Linked DNA regions of Homo sapiens: region 1 is linked to region 2. A link is an interaction called in ENCODE POLR2A ChIA-PET data of the cell type or tissue named here. Cell type or tissue: K562. All regions are shown on one strand. Links, peaks and the distances in the headings refer to the core of each region. The heading gives the core; the rest is flanking DNA. Region 1 has its middle 67 kb from the start of LINC03027. Region 2 overlaps SPAG6 (sperm associated antigen 6).

Region 1 (8,967 bases), core at 292-8,291, 95 kb before region 2:
CAAAACCATAAAAACCCTAGAGAAAACCTAGGCAATACTATTCAGAACATAGGCATGGGCAAGGTCTTCATGACTAAAACAGCAATAGCAATGGCAACAAAAGCCAAAATAGACAAATGGGATCTAATTAAACTAAAAAATTTCTGCACAGCAAGAGAAATTATCAGAGTGAACAGGCAATCTACAGAATGGGAGAAATTTTTTGCAATCTACCCATCTGACAAAGGGCTAATATCCAGACTCTACAAAGAACTTAAACAAATTTACAAAAAAAAAACGAACAACCCCATCAAAAAGTGGGCAAAGGATATGAACAGACACTTCTCAAAAGAAGACATTTATGCGGCCAACAAACTTATGAAAAAATGTACATCATCACTGGTCATTAGAGAAATGCAAATCAAAACCACAATGAGATACCATCTCACGCCACTTAGAATGGTGATCATTAAAAAGTCAGGAAACAACAGGTGCTGGAGAGGATGTGGAGAAATAGGAACACTTTTACATTGTTGGTGGGAGTGTAAATTAGTTCAACCATTGTAGATGACAGTGTGGCAACTCCCCAATGATCTAGAACTAGAAATACCATTTGACCCAGCAATCTCATTACTGGGTATATACCCAAAGGATTATAAATCATTCTACTATAAAGACACATGCACCCGCATGTTTATTGCAGCACTGTTCACAACAGCAAAGTCTTGGAACCAACCCAAATGCCCATCAGTGATAGACTGGATAAATAAAATGTGGCACATATACACCATGGAATACTATGCAGCCATAAAAAAGGATGAGTTCATGTCCTTTGCAGGGACATGGATGAAACTGGAAACCATCATTCTCAGCAAAGTAACACAAGAAGAGAAAACCAAACACCACATGTTCTCACTCATAAGTGGGAGCTGAACAATGAGAACACATGGACACACGGAGGGGACCATCACACACTGGGGCCTGTCAGGGGATGGGGGGCTGGGGGATGGATAGCATCAGGAGAAATACCTAATGTAAATGACGAATTGATGGGTGTAACAAACCTGCACATTGTGCACATGTACCACAGAACTTAAAGTATAATAAAAAAATAAAAATTAAAAAAATTTTTTTAAATTAGCCAGGAGGCTGAGGCAGGATACTCACTGGAGCCCATAGGGTTGAGGCTGCAGTGAGCCCTGTGCCACTGCACTCCAGCCTGGACAACTAAGCAAGATCCTGTATAATTAAAAAATTGTTGAAGGCCAAGAGTATTAGAAGGCTGAACATGATGAGGCAGCACACACTGGATCATGTCTGCAAATGACGGTACTCAATTTACTCCCTTGACATAGCAATGCCTTTGATAGGAATATATCTGACATACACACTCAAATACATGTGAAATAATGTCTGCACATTCACTGAAGCACTGTTTGTAATAGCAACTGTGGAAAGCAAATTCCATGTCTGGTAGAAGAAGACTGTTAAATAAATGAGATGTTATCCAAGAAAGAGGCAACCACACAGCCCTTAAAAAGAATGGGGATGGGCCGGATGCACTGGCTCATGCCTCTAATCCCAGCACTTTGGAAGGCCGAGGTGGGCAGATTGCTTGAGGTCAGGAGTTCATGACCAACCTAGCCAACATGGTGAAACCCCATTTCTACTAAAAATACCAAAAATTAGCCAGGTGTTGTGGCACACACCTGTAGACCCAGCTACTCAGGAGGCTAAGGCAGGAGAATCTCTTGAACCCAGGAGGCAGAGGTTGCATGAGCCAAGATTGTGCCACTGTACTCAAGCCTGGGCCACAGAGCGAGACTCTGTGTTGGACAATTAAAAAAAGAAAAAAAAAATGTGAGGATGTACATTTTAGTGTTAAATGTTAGAATGATCTGTCCAAAATTAACCAAAAAATGAGAAAAAAAAAATACCATGATGCCAAAGTGTACAGAGGACAAGTCAATGTGTGTTTCACATGTATACAGAGACATACAGACTGTAGATACATAGAGTATCTCGGGGAGAAAACACAGGAAACCAGTTTCAGTGATTGCCCCCGGGAAGGGAAGGAAACAGGTGGGAAGGAGACTTCCTCTCCATTATGTATCCTTTTGTACCTTTTGCATGTTATTTACCTAGTTCAGAATACAAATTAAATCATAACTCTTTTAAAAAGTGATGAGATTGAAATTGAGGTAAATACCTTTGACTTTTAAAATGTTATTTGTCATCACTTGGAGCACTCACTATCTCCCTTGTTCTGGGAATTTCTTTCCATCAATATAAAGAAGACAGTGAGGCTCGATGGTCAGGGGAGCCTGGAAGTTTCCTGGACTGCCCATCTCTAGAGCCTGCATTCCCTCCAAGGTGTGATTTCTCGGAGCCTGCTCTGGGATGGGGGAAATGGCCAACTGTTGATCCTTCAAAGGGCTCTCAAAAAGAAGAGAGGGCAGGAAGATGCCCACAAAGCAGCCCAAGCCCACAGTTAACTCTCCTTCTTCCTGGTGGTTTTGCTCCTGGAAATCTCTGCCTGTGTGTTAAGCAGAGAGAATAATGAGTTACATTCTCACTTCCACCTTCTCAGCACCCTGAAGCAGATCCCATAAATCTGGCAACGACCGGGTGATGATTGGTTGATTGGCTGGACATTCCCATGGCTGAATTGAATCATGAGCATCAGTGATGGTACCAGATGTCGACTCACCTCCTCATTACTCTTTGAGCAAATGTCCACTCAGAACTTACCACTTTACTTGTACAAAAGAGGATGTTGAATCTCCTCCCCTTGACTCTTCTTCCTCATTTTTATTTTCTCACTTATTTTCATTTATTTGTTATTCCCCAACCATAATTCTCACAGGGGCAAAAACAATCGAGACGTGTGAATCAGATGTCAACAGCAGCCCCGGTGTTAGTGCTGGGAGCAGCTCTAACAGTCAGCAGAGGAAGCGAGCGGGCTGTGTGGGCAGGCTGGGTTGAGCTGTCAGAGTAGGTGTCCCAGACGCCCATAAACCAGGGCTGCCACAGAGTCAGTGCTGCCAAGAAACAAGATCTCTAGATGAACAGACGGGGCAGACTTCCAAGACTTGATTATACAGAATTTATGTCATAATCTCATTGAGCAAACTTTTATTGGGTTCCTACTATGGGTTAAGCCTTGTGAGAGCCGCTGACAATGTAACAAGTCAATGAACTATGGCAGTTTACAGGCTAGCTTGGAAGACAACTGCAACATCATGCCAGCACTGGAGGACTGGGGGCACCCTCTCACTAAGGGTCTGGGCCTCTGGCCTCTGCTTGCTGCCTATAGATAGATATGTGTCTTCCCAACATACTCCAGATTCCAAGTGCAAAGCCTCATGTCTGTCCTTGCATATCCCAGAGTAAGGAAAGCAGAGACTTTAAAATCCTTTAAATCTGAAGTTGAATCCCAGCCCTTGCAGCATGACCCTGGGAAGGCTTCAGAGATTCAGTTTCCACATTACACGGTTGTTTTAGTGATTACCTGAGGTAACTTATGTTATGCACTAGTTTTAGGATGTAGCACATCCATTCAGGACTGTGGGTATTCATAAGGTTTTCCTATTAGACGGAATAATGGAAGCCATGTTCATACAACCATCTGCATTATAGACAGGTAGGGTATCACAGATGCTATAGAGTTATAGATACGTCAATGCTCTGTCTTTATGTCTCATTTTCGTTCCTTCCTATTTATGAACCATATTATCAGAACATTGTCCTTCCCTCTCAATCATTCTTTTAAACTTCCTTTCTTCTATCTTCATATGATGTTTCAGAGCAAGGTCAGCCATTTCTACTCTAATGTCAGCCCAAGGTCAATGTTTGGATGTTACGATTTGATTTGTATGTAAGACAAAGTTAAGTTCCAATGTCCATCACCAAGTAGGATCCGATCATACCCTAGAGGGAGTAATGTCTTTTCGGCAGTAACAGAAAGCAACACACTGATAAGAAGATTATAACTTTATGGAACCAATGGAATTCCTGAGGAACCCTGGGCTCTGACAAAAAGGAAGAGAAAACGGCAGGTAAGGCATTCTAGCTGACTGTTCAGCCTGCCGCCAGCTTTCCAAAAGGAGTTTCTCCTGGGCGGATCATGTTAGAGACTCTCACCTCCAGTGACAGAAAAACAGCTTCCCAGGACCTGATGTACACATTGCTGATGGGTTTTCTGTCAGGATTAGAGTTTTATCTGAAGCTGTCTAAACAACAGCCAAGATATGGTTTTCTTCATTCTCATGTTGCCTCGTAATCTAACATCTAGCCACTTGCTCAATATCTTCCTAAAACCTTTTCTGGCTGTTGGCTTCCACTCTGGTTTTTCTCTAAAGGTAAAATGTGTGCAGATCCTCTGTTGGAGTGTTCTTTAGATCTATTATACAACTCAGGAAAAATAAACTGTGTTCAAATAGAAATTCAAGGAAACCATGTTGATGGGTCTGCTCTGTCTTGGGGAGAGAGAGACATGAGGGGGTAGGAAGAATTCTTGTGTGAACATCCAGCTTCTTGGATGTTGTGAATAAATTATCCTTAGATGTTTCACTAAATTATAAAAGTTAAATAATACAAATTTCCTGGTCATGATGTAGCACACCTGTAGTCCCAGCTACTTGGGAGGCTGAGGCAGGAGGATCCCTTGAGCTCAGGAGTTTTGAGTCCAGCCTGGGCAACATAGCGAGACCCCATCTCTACAAAACCAACCAACCAAAAAAAAAAAAACTTCCTAAAAATATTTTTGAGGAGCAATGAAGAAGTTTAAAAAGCATAAGAAAAAAGGATGTTTATCCCATTAAACTATAAACAGAGCCAAAGTCACAAAGAAAAAACTCAACACAAATTCCAAAAGCTCCGTTTAATTGCTTGTGGCTTAAATCTTCTCACTTACAGAGGGTCCCTTTCCCACAGAGCCCCGGCAGACCCCCAAGAAGAATCCCACTTAGCAAAGGCCAAACCTATCCACAAAGGTGGACGCTGGTGTCCACCCCAACAACATGCAAAATACTCTTGTCAAAATTTCAAGTATAGATTAGGTAACAGCATGTTTCATCATCTAAAAATAAAAATTTAAATTTAAATAAAAGAAATTACTAGTCCTCCGGAATCAAATTTATCCGAAAACAAGAGTTCGCAGAATGTTTTTGCTAAGCTGCCTGGTGATAAATGACACCCGGGTACTGCAGTGTCCTCAGGGCTTTATGACTCACCAAAGAGCCACATAAATCATGGTTGGCTTGGTCTGTGTGGTGTGAATGTTATTGAGGCCTTTGAACACTTTTTTTTTGACATTAAGTAGTTCGTTTAGGGCATATTAATCAACTTAATCAGAAGTCCCCACTTCCCAATCATGGGGAGAGGGAAGAGAATCTACAAGAAAATGCAGTGACTGACCTTTCTTTGTGGCCACAAAACCTTTCACTCTGTCTCTCCAGTCATCCATCTATGCAACAAATCTTTATTAGTGCCTGCCCTAGGTACTGGGAGCTCCGAGATACTTGCAATTCCTCTATTCATCCAACACCTCCCCTGACCCATCCATCCTTTTCTTCTCCTCTGTTTAGAATCACCTTCTTGTCTGGTCATTTGTGACCAAAACTGTGAAATAAAGACAGGCCCGGTTTCCCCAAACTTCTCATAGGTGTGCAAATTTACTGTTAAATGCTTAGGTGTGCAAATTTACTATTAAATGCTTAAGACGAGACATTTGCTCAAATGCCCAACTTCCCATGAGAAATATTAGAGGTTTTAATGAAACAAAGTATTCCTTTATGCCCTGCTTCTAAAAAGTCAGGTTTTTATGGTGATTTTATGCTCTAAACCAAAGGCAGACATCACCTCATTTGACTGTCACGTGGGTTTCATATATTCACCCTTCAAGACAGAATTCTCAATCGGGTGCTAAGACCCTCTTCCAGACCAGAGCTGCTTAGAAGTTCCAACATCTATCAAGTGTTCTTTCAAAAATAAATGTACCAGAGAATCTCATTTTCCCTTCATAATTCCTCAAATTAGGAAAAAAGATTTATTGTGCATGAAATCTGAAATAATAGGATTACTTCCTAAGCAATTACATACTTAATCATTTTAACCCAAAGGATGGGAAACCCAGCCAAAAATGCCTCTTTTACATAGAAGGATATTTTAGCAAAGCGATATCTTAACTTCTTTGGATGGATACACTTCAGGTGAGCTTTAAAACAGCAATTTATCTGTAGAACATGAGGGCAAACTGCATAAATGTTCACACAGTTGCAAACCTTGTCTTTACTTTTGTTGTTTGTTTTGTTTTGTTTTTTAACTTAAAGTATCCCAACCCTCCTCTAACAGTGACCAGTGCTTTCTTCCTTTCAATGATATCACTACTTTTAATTTGCTTCTTTTGAAATCCCAGACTCCTAAAAAATGTACCCCATTCATCTGTGCTTACTTTGCCAGTGACTCCATGTTACTAGTCAGGACATGCTAGCTTGCCTTTTCATCTTTAAGGTTAGTCTTTTTCTCCCTGCTTCTTAATATATTTTGACTTGGAAAAACTGATCAGGTTATTTTAAGGCATTTTTAAAATGTAAGGTGTTATCATGGGGCAAATAAATAACTAAGATGAGGCTGAGCACGGTGGCTCATACCTGTAATCCCAGCACTTTGGGAGGCCAAGGCGGGCGGATCATCTAAGGTCAGGAGTTCAAGACCCAGCTTGGCCAACATGGTGAAACCTCGCCTCTACTAAAAATCCAAAAAAAAAACAAAACAAAAAACAAAAAAAAAAAAAACAAAAACTTAGCAGGCATGGTGGTGGGCTCCTGTAATCCCAACTACTTGGGAGGCCGAGGCAGGAGAATCACTTGAACCCAGGAGTCAGAGGTTGCAGTGAGCCAAGATCTCACCACTGCACTCCAGCCTGGGCAACAGAGTGAGGCTCCATCTCAAAATAATTAAATAACCAAGATTGGAGTCTGAAAAGAGCACTTAAATTATACTTAGACTCATTGTTCAAGGCCTCATGATGCAGGCTTACAGGATGGCTAGGGATAGTTTGCTTGGCAAGGCAACACCATCCCCTCAGGGAAATTACCTTCTTGCGCTTTCTGTATTTAGTTGCAACAGGACCATCTTGCCAATAAGCAGTAACTGTTGACTTCATTAATGATTTTTACTGACACGCTTTTCTCTGAATCTGGCCTCCTCCATGGCACTGGGGCTTAAAGTAATCCAAATATTGTTTTGGGTGGGAATCAATCTCTTCCAGGTTTTTTGGGAAACCCTTAATAAAGGCTCATAATGCTCCTGGGAGATGTGGTTTTCCCTAATCTCCAAACAGAGCAAATGAGATACACAAAGGTAACGTGTTTCTCCAACATCACACAAGGATTCTCTAGCTATGGTGAAGGCAAGAATTGTACCTAATTCTCAGTTTTTAAATCTTGCTAGGAGAACATGTTCCCTCCCTTTAGGCCAATAAGTCATATTAACCCAAGAATTGATGTTGCTATTCCAATCTAATAATAAAGGTCACTTCCAGTAATGGGAAAAGGACACATTTGCATATATCACTCACAGCCCATTGTCCTGAGAACAGAGCCTGGAGCCAAACAAAGCCTTCCTCACGCAGTAGAATCACAGGGGCCTTCAAAATTCTTATCTATCTCGATGGTCCTGAATATGTGGCCCATGTCACAATATAAAAATATGACTGTCAGCTCTAGACAGGTTGGTGTTAGTCTAAATGCCACAGGAAGGATGTGTGTGTGTGTGTGTGTGTATACGTGTGTGTTTCACCAAAGCTATTTACTAGAGACAATCATTTTTTTTCCCTATAGCCCTCTCTGTAATTCCTAATTTTAAGAGGGAGAGAGGAAACAAGATGACTTGTGTTGGCATCAATATGTGTGAAAAGTGCCAAGGTACATAACTGATTATTGTGAGCTGCAGGGTTGCATGTGGTTTTGTTTTTTAGCAGCTTATCCCTGTTGACAGAAAGAAACTCCTGACAGATGAGCAGATAAATGTCACTGAAAAACACCACAAACTTCTGTCTCCCTTCAGCTCTCGCAGTAATGAATTGAAGCATCTGCATCCTTTGCCCTGAAGCCTGGGAACACTGGACACTGAATTCATTCATCTTCCCTCCCGGCTTCCCTCACTCCGCATCTTTTGTAACATCTATTTCCTAACAGTCTCCAGGCCCGGTGTTAAACTTCAAATCTGGGAAAAAACTGGATTGGCTTCTGGCACTGGAAACTTTTCTCCATGAAGCCTTTTTATATGGTTTTGGCAGGCACATATAATACCAGTGGAGAGAGAAATCCCGCTGGCGAGAGAAAATAAAAACTTTAACATAACTGTAATGGCCCTGAGTGGTGTTTTACATGTTATGCTTGCTCAAGATTTATGTTAAAGTCAACCTTGCAAAAGAGGCTTTTTAAAAAATCTATCAAGCTGCCAAAGTTTAAACAGCTCTTTCTTTACTATCCAATGACAGTAGATTTTAACAACTTAAATGACCTGGGACAAACGCATTTCTCAGTATTCAATTTCACCCTGTAGTCTTTCAGTTACTTCACCAATGTCTGAGAACTTTTGTCCCTCTCTCCTCTTTCTTCTTTTTCTATATTTCTCTCTCCAAAATGTGAGAGGGATATAAGTGAAATGAAACTAATTAATCCAAAGTCACTGAAGTTAATATTTTTTTAAAGAGATGGAGTCTCACTCTGTCATCCAGGTGACAGTGGTGTAATCATAGCTCACTGCAGCCTCAAACTCTTGGGTTCAAGCAATCCTCCTGCCTCAGCCTCCCAATGAAATTAATTTTTTAATTTATGTATCTTTTTAATTAGAGATAGGATCTTGCTCTATCACCCAGACTGGAGTACCGTGGAGTGATCAAAGCTCACTGCAGCCTCAAACTCCTGGGCTCAAATGATCCTCCTGCCTCAGCCTCCAGAGTAACTGGGACTATAGATG
Region 2 (8,967 bases), core at 424-8,423:
TAATTAATTCTAAAATAGTTATCACCAAGTGATTCTTGAGAATTATGTAATTGTAAAAATGAAACTATTTTGAGATTATATTTGTCTATTTTTATAGAAAGACAACATTTCCAAGATTTCTATAAAATACGATTTTATAGAACCTAATGCTTTAAAACATAACTGAGGTTTTCCTACTTGCCCTGTGTGGGTGAAATATATATATATATATATATCAGAAATTTGAAAACATTAGTCAGGTAACCAAAATTCTTTATAATAATTAGCCAATTTTAAAAATGAAATCCCAGCCCACAGAATTGGGGAAGTGGAGAAGTTAAAAATTTACAATGGTATTTTGACAAAGCACTAGATTAATTTTTTTTTTTTGTGAGACGGAGTCTCCCTCTGTCACCCAGGCCGGAGTGCAGTGGCACAATCTCGGCTCACTGCAAGCTCCGCCTCCCAGGTTCACGCCATTCTCCTGCCTCAGCCTTCTGAGTAGCTGGGACTACAGGCGCCCGCCACCATGCCAGGCTAATTTTTTGTATTTTTAGTAGAGACGGGGTTTCACCGTGTTAGCCAGGACGGTCTCGATCTCCTGACCTCGTGATCCCCACGCCTCGGCCTCCCAAAGTGCTGAGATTACAGGCATGAGCCACTGAGCCTGGCCAGCACTAGATTAATTTCTAATGTGATGCAGTTTGTAGTTTTTCCTGGTGCTCAATTAAAATATGCCTTCAAAAAAGTGGAAAAAAAAAAAAACTTCTCTTCAATAAAGTACCTTACCATTGGTTGATTCTAATAGGTCATTCATTCTGGGGACACTTTAGTTCTTTTTTTTTTTTTTTTTTTTTTGCATCTTTCTGTAACTTTGTAACAAAATTGCATTGAAAGTTACCTTAAACTTATATAAAATACCATTCTTCGTGAAGGGACACATATTCCACGTATAAAAATTAATTTTGTTTTCTTCAAAAAAGATTTTAATATTTCCTTTATTTAACGGTTTTACACATTTTATGTTATACAAACTTTTAAAATATAAATTTGTGGCCGGGTATGGTGGCTCACACCTGTAATCCCAGCACTTTGGGAGGCCAAGGTGGGCGGATCACAAGGTCAAGAGATCTAGACCATCCTGGCCAACATGGTGAAACCCTGTCTCTACTAAAACTACAAAACATTAGCTGGGAGTGGTAGCGTGTGCCTGTAGTCCCAGCTACTTGGGAGGCTGAGGCAGGAGAATAGCTTGAACCCGGGAGGCGGAGATGGCAGTTGAGCCAAGATCGCGCTACTGCACTCCAGCCTGGAGACAGAGTGTTATATGTAGACTAATTATACATGTTATGATATATCACTGCTTTGATGTATCATATATATTAATATTTCAAAGCTTACCTATTGGAACTCTTTTGGTCAAGGAGTTCTCATAAACTTCCTAAAAAGTGCACAAACTTGCAACTCTGGAAAGAATTTACTGGGTAAAAATATGTGGATAGAAAACAAATTTTAATCTTAAAATTGCTTTTGTGCTTTTAAAATTAATGTTACCATACGTATTAAACACCATTGATATTAAACAGGAAGAATTAACAGACATGTTGCAACTTGCGTAAGTATATGTTACAGCATGTAAGTTTTAAAAATTAGAATTTATATTTTCCAATATTAATCAAAGAAAATAAGAAATAAATGTAGGATTAGAAAATACAGATAAATATGCCTTTATCCTGCATGCCTTGGGGGCATTTTTAAAGATTCAGTTGTTTGGCCGGGCGGTCGCGGTGGCTCACGCCTGTAATCCCAGCACTCTGGGAGGCCTAGGCGGGCGGATCACGACGTCAGGATATCGAGACCAACCTGGCTAACACGGTGAAACCCCGTCTCTACTAAAAATACAAAAAAATTAGCTGGGCGTGATGGCGGGCGTCTGTAGTACCAGCTACTCGGGAGGCCGACGCAGGAGAACGGCGTGAACCTGGGAGGTGGAGCTTGCAGTGAGCCGAAATCGCGCCACTGCACTCCAGCCTGGACGACAGAGCAAGACTCTGTCTCAAAAAAAAAAAAAAAAAAAAAAAAAAGATTCAGTTGTTTAAATCATTCTCTTTTTTTGCTTTTATTTATTTAGAGTTTAGTGGAATAGTTCTCCATTAGGCTTACAAGGACCGAGGCTTAGGTTGAATGCTCTGCAAATCAACTTCATTTAAAAATGAATCTTTTTTATTAATCCTGAAAATAGCATCTTGCTATATTACTCTGAAGTACCTGTAAATAATAAACATCATTTTGGGGTTTTTTTGCATTTAGATAATAACTTTTTTGTTGTTACTCAACATCTCTTTTCTACCTGTGATAGTCTCATTAATGTAAATGTGAGCTTAAGGTAGAATAGTAATATGCAGGGAACTATGAAACTCAGAATCTATAGGCCTTTTATAATCAGGTATTCACAATTTAAAAACTGGTTACTTTGAACTCTATATTTGGGTACTCTTTAGTAAAGCACATGTTAAATTAGTACAAAAATGTCTTAAATGACATTCCAGTTTGAATTGGAAATGTGCGTGTCAGTCAGATCATTAATTAATTTGGCAGGGGGAAGAGATCAAGAGAGAAATAAAGGTACATATTGGCCTCACATCGTATTTCAAAGTCCACATTTTGACACAGTGGATATAAAACCTAGATGTGAAAACAGAAAAACTACATTCTAATATTGAACGTTTCAAAGTCCATTTTCCCCACCTCACTATTTCCTCGGGGTAACAACTGTTAATACTGTTGATGTATTCTTGAAGGAGAGAACCAGGTTCTGCTTTTATCTCTTGAACTTTTTTAAGGCCACCACTTGTTACAAAAAGTCGTCGAGCTTTGCTATCATGCGGCAGCACCTTGCAAAGTGAAGCACATAAAATGTCAGCTTTTCTTTTCCAAGTTAGATTATTACTATTGAAAAGCAATACTGTATGTGAGAAAATGTAAAAGAGAATTTATACCCAATATACCTATAACATAATGAGCCAAATCTGCTGCTAATTTGAAGTGAAATGTGCTTTTTAGAATGTGTTAATTTTTAGGTTGAAGAAATGAAATAAAGGCAATGAACATGGGCAAAGGCAATGGAGATCCACTCACAGATGTAAAATATAAAGCTTACACCATTCAAGGTCTCTTTGCTCCCTAAGAATTTAAAGGCAAGCTCCTTAACAAGGCACAAAGGGTCCTCTGGGACCCAGCTCCTAAATACCTCTCCAGCCACCACTAATCTCCATCCTAAATATTGTTTCAGTAACATCACAGCATGCATGCTGTGTCATCTCTTGCCTTTGCCCACGCTGCTACCTCTTCCTAAAATGGCTTTCCACACTCCACAAACCTCTCCCCTTATGCTTGGTTAACTCTTAGTCATCTTTTAAGACTTAGCTCAAGTGTCACCTCCTTTAAGAATCCTTCTCTGGAAGCCCCTATCCCCTTATCCCAGGATGAGTTGAGTCCTTTTCTTCTGTCAGCATTCTGTCAAACCACCATCCACGTGCTTACCACATAATACCTAAATACCACATAATATTTTAATTTTAATTTTTAATTATCCATTATATGTCTGTCACAATGTCACTGAAGGCAGAAACTATACTTGAGTTCATTCATTCATTTCCCTCGTGCCTGGTACCTAACAGAGGTTCAACAAATGTTTAACAAATGAATGAATATACTAAAGAGTAGGCATAGAAAGGGGACTGAAATGTTAGAGAGACAGAAGATCAGAAACGTAAGGAATCAATAAATCCAAGAGAAGGTTTCTTAAAGCAACCAATGAAAACTAAAAAACAAGTCACTGGATCTGACAGTGAAGAGAAGGTGCTGAAGACTTGACTAAAGGCAGCTGTGTGTGGAGGGGAGGTTGAGGAAGGCAGGCTATCAGCAGCTGAGGAAAGTGTCCCAAGTAAGGAAGTCAAGGCAAACTTTAAAGTTTCAGAAAGAGAAAACAGGGTATCAGTAGACCACGGTAGGATAGAACTAAAGGCTAAAGATGTTGCAGGTTTTGATCTTAGGATCAGGGAGACTTGAGCACGTTTGCAGGTTGACAGGAAAAAGCCAGTGGAAATGAAGAAATTTATTATGAGAGACAAAAAAAAAGACTGACCAGACTAGGAAGGTCCTGGGGAAGGGGTGGGGTCACAATGTGGGAAGTCCTGCTCTCTTCCTTAGTCACTGCTACTATCCCTCTGACCGAAACGCTCTTTTTTTCTGATCTTGTTCCTTCTGCAAGGACCAGCTCTTTTCACTTGTCCTTCCTCCATTGAAGCCCTATCTGAAGACTTCAGACTATATTCACTCATTCCTTCTTTTAAAAAAAGTTTATCTCCAAGTCTAGTACATTGAAATGTTTTCTAATTGTTTTGTCTGCTCTCCTCAGCTAGATTATAAAGTTCCCTGAAGAACAACTTAATCTTTTTTGTCTGTTCCCCAATGCTCAACAGAGAGCTGGGTACATGTAGGCATTTAACAAATAATTAAAACCACAAAAGGATCTTGCTAATAGAGCAATAATATAAATCAGCTGGACAACAGAAGATTGCACTAGTATATATTTGTAAAAAATGTAATATTCTATAAATATATTGGTTTTACATATTTCATTTGGCCTGGAGAATTTTCATTACTTCCTATCTCTGTCCCCAGCCACTTCAGTATCTTTTCACCTTCTACCTTGCTTTATCATCTCTTTTTAGTGCTTTGGTATCTTTAGATTAAGAAAATATTCATGGGAGGTAGGAGCCAAGATGGCCGAATAGGAACAGCTCCGGTCTACAGCTCCCAGCGTGAGCCATGAAGAGGACGGGTGATTTCTGCATTTCCATCTGAGGTACCAGGTTCATCTCACTAGGGAGTGCCAGACAGTGGGCGCAGGTCAGTGGGTGCGCGAGCCGAAGCAGGGCGAGGCATTGCCTCACTCGGGAAGCGCAAGGGGTCAGGGAGTTCCCTTTCCTAGTCAAAGAAAGGGGTGACAGACGGCACCTGGAAAATCGGGTCACTCCCACCCAAATACTGTGCTTTTCCAATCGGCTTAAAAAACGGAGCACCAGGAGATTATATCCCACACATGGCTCGGAGGGTCCTACCCCCACAGAGTCTCGCTGATTGCTAGCACAGCAGTCTGAGATCAAACTGAAAGGCGGCAGCGAGGCTGGGGGAGGGGCGCCCGCCATTGCCCAGGCTTGCTTAGGTAAACAAAGCAGCTGGGAAGCTCCAACTGGGTGCAGCCCACCACAGCTCAAGGAGGCCTGCCTGCCTCTGTAGGCTCCACCTCTGGGGGCAGGGCACAGACAAACAAAAAGACAGCAGTAACCTCTGCAGACTTAAGTGTCCCTGTCTGACAGCTTTGAAGAGAGCAGTGGTTCTCCCAGCACGCAGCTGGAGATCTGAGAACCGGCAGACTGCCTCCTCAAGTGGGTCCCTGACCCCTGACCCCCGAGCAGCCTAACTGGGAGGCACCCCCCAGCAGGGGCACACTGACACCTCACACGGCAGGGTATTCCAACAGACCTGCAGCTGAGGGTCCTGTCTGTTAGAAGGAAAACTAACAAACAGAAAGGACATCCACACCGAAAACCCATCATCATCATCAACATCATCAAAGACCAAAAGTAGATAAAACCACAAAGATGGGGAAAAAACAGAACAGAAAAACTGGAAACTCTAAAAAGCAGAGCGCCTCTCCTCCAAAGGAATGCAGTTCCTCACCAGCAACGGAACAAAGCTGGATGGAGAATGACTTTGACGAGCTGAGAGAAGAAGGCTTCAGGCGATCAAATTACTCTGAGCTACGGGAGGACATTCAAACCAAAGGCAAAGAAGTTGAAAACTTTGAAAAAAATTTAGAAGAATGTATAACTAGAATAACCAATACAGAGAAGTGCTTAAAGGAGCTGATGGAGCTGAAAACCAAGGCTCGAGAACTACGTGAAGAATGCAGAAGCCTCAGGAGCCAATGCGATCAACTGGAAGAAAGGGTATCAGCAATGGAAGATGAAATGAATGAAATGAAGCGAGAAAGGAAGGTTAGAGAAAAAAGAATAAAAAGAAATGAGCAAAGCCTCCAAGAAATATGGGACTATGTGAAAAGACCAAATCTACGTCTGATTGGTGTACCTGAAAGTGACGGGGAGAATGGAACCAAGTTGGAAAACATTCTGCAGGATATTATCCAGGAGAACTTCCCCAATCTAGCAAGGCAGGCCAACATTGAGATTCAGGAAATACAGAGAACGCCACAAAGATACTCCTCGAGAAGAGCAACTCCAAGACACATAATTGTCAGATTCACCAAAGTTGAAATGAAGGAAAAAATGTTAAGGGCAGCCAGAGAGAAAGGTCAGGTTACCCACAAAGGGAAGCCCATCAGACTAACAGCTGATCTCTCGGCAGAAACTCTATAAGCCAGAAGAGAGTGGGGGCCAATATTCAACATTCTTAAAGAAAAGAATTTTCAACCCAGAATTTCATATCCAGCCAAACTAAGCTTCATAAGTGAAGGAGAAATAAAATACTTTACAGACAAGCAAATGCTGAGAGATTTTGTCACCACCAGGCCTGCCCTAAAAGAGCTCCTGAAGGAAGCGCTAAACATGGAAAGAAACAACCGATACCAGCTGCTGCAAAATCATGCCAAAATGTAAAGACCATCGAGACTAGGAAGAAACTGCATCAACTAACGAGCAAAATCACCAGCTAACATCATAATGACAGGATCAAATTCACACATAACAATATTAACTTTAAATGTAAATGGACTAAATTCTTCAATTAAAAGACACAGACTGGCAAATTGGATAAAGAGTCAAGACACATCAGTGTGCTATATTCAGGAAACCCATCTCACGTGCAGAGACACACATAGGCTCAAAATAAAAGGATGGAGGAAGATCTACCAAGCAAATGGAAAACAAAAAAAGGTAGGGGTTGCAATCCTAGTCTCTGATAAAACAGACTTTAAACCAACAAAGATCAAAAGAGACAAAGAAGGCCATTACATAATGGTAAAGGGATCAATTCAACAAGAAGAGCTAACTATCCTAAATATATATGCACCCAATACAGGAGCACCAAGATTCATAAAGCAAGTCCTGAGTGACCTACAAAGAGACTTAGACTCCCACACAATAATAATGGGAGACTTTAACACCCCACTGTCAACACAGACAGATCAACGAGACAGAAAGTAAACAAGGAAACCCAGGAATTGAACTCAGCACTGCACCAAGCAGACCTAATAGACATCTACAGAACTCTCCACCCCAAATCAACAGAATATACATTTTTTTCAGCACCACACCACACCTATTCCAAAATTGATCACATACTTGGAAGTAAAGCTCTCCTCAGCAAATGTAAAACAACAGAAATTATAACAAACTGTCTCTCAGACCACAGTGCAATCAAACTAGAACTCAGGATTAAGAATCTTACTCAAAACCGCTCAACTACATGGAAACTGAACAACCTGCTCCTGAATAACTACTGGATACATAACGAAATGAAGGCAGAAATAAAGATGTTCTTTGAAACCAACGAGAACAAAGACACAACATACCAGAATCTCTGGGACGCATTCAAAGCAGTGTGTAGAGGGAAATTTATAGCACTAAATGCCCACAAGAGAAAGCAGGAAAGATCCAAAATTGACACCCTAACATCACAATTAAAAGAACTAAAGAAGCAAGAGCAAACACATTCACAAGCTAGCAGAAGGCAAGAAATAACTAAAATCAGAGCAGAACTGAAGGAAATAGAGACACAAAAAACCCTTCAAAAAATTAACGAATCCAGGAGCTGGTTTTTTGAAAAGATCCACAAAATTGATAGACCGCTAGCAAGACTAATAAAGAAAAAAAGAGAGAAGAATCAGATAGACGCAATAAAAAATGATAAAGGGGATATCACCACCGATCCCACAGAAATACAAACTACCATCAGAGAATACTATAAACACCTCTACGCAAATAAACTAGAAAATCTAGAAGAAATGGATAAATTCCTCGACACATACACTCTCCCAACACTAAACCAGGAAGAAGTTGAATCTCTGAATAGTCCAATAACAGGATCTGAAATTGTGGCAATAATCAATAGCTTACGAACCAAAAAGAGTCCAAGACCAGATGGATTCACAGCCGAATTCTACCAGACGTACAAGGAGGAGCTGGTACCATTCCTTCTGAAACTATTCCAATCAATAGAAAAAGAGGGAATCCTCCCTAACTCATTTTATGAGGCCAGCATCATCCTGATACCAAAGCCGGGCAGAGACACAACCAAAAAAGAGAATTTTAGACCAATATCCTTGATGAACATTGATGCAAAAATCCTCAATAAAATACTGGCAAACCGAATCCAGCAGCACATCAAAAAGCTTATCCACCATGATCAAGTGGGCTTCATCCCTGGGATGCAAGGCTGGTTCAATATATGCAAATCAATAAATGTAATCCAGCATATAAACAGAACCAAAGACAAAAACCACATGATTATCTCAATAGATGCAGAAAAGGCCTTTGACAAAATTCAACAACTCTTCATGTTAAAAACTCTCAATAAATTAGGTATTGATGGGACATATCTCAAAATAATAAGAGCTATCTATGACAAACCCACAGCCAATATCATACTGAATGGGCAAAAACTGGAAGCATTCCCTTTGAAAACTGGCACAAGACAGGGATGCCCTCTCTCACCACTCCTATTCAACATTGTGTTGGAAGTTCTGGCCAGGGCAATTAGGCAGGAGAAGGAAATAAAGGGTATTCAGTTAGGAAAAGAAGAAGTCAAACTGTCCCTGTTTGCAGACGACATGATTGTATATCTAGAAAACCCCATTGTCTCAGCCCAAAATCTCTTTAAGCTGATAAGCAACTTCAGCAAAGTCTCAGGATACAAAATCAATGTACAAAAATCACAAGCATTCTTATACACCAACAACAGACA

What was found. ChIA-PET counts read pairs that join two places held together with the same protein. Peaks named below come from ENCODE experiments on the same cell type or tissue, not always from the same donor. Only the 100,000 strongest peaks of a DNase experiment are listed, where the experiment ranks them.
Region 1: POLR2A ChIA-PET joins it to region 2 with 5 read pairs; 1 of 35 experiments calls an interaction of 5 or more read pairs at or near these places.

Annotation. Positions count from the first base shown.
Region 1 is chr10:22,500,219-22,509,185 of GRCh38, reverse strand. No RefSeq gene overlaps it. Among named protein-coding and RNA genes, the nearest start is that of LINC03027, 67 kb to the right of the region's middle. In K562, for the core only: no CTCF peak of the experiment used is centred there; a DNase peak (open chromatin) is centred at 5,185.
Region 2 is chr10:22,404,937-22,413,903 of GRCh38, reverse strand. It overlaps SPAG6 (sperm associated antigen 6), which reads right to left. Exons shown (of 11, transcript NM_012443.4): 10 at 2,728-2,873. Among named protein-coding and RNA genes, the nearest start is that of LINC03027, 29 kb to the left of the region's middle. RefSeq lists enhancers at 4,522-5,060, 5,061-5,601. In K562, for the core only: no CTCF peak of the experiment used is centred there; a DNase peak (open chromatin) is centred at 4,163.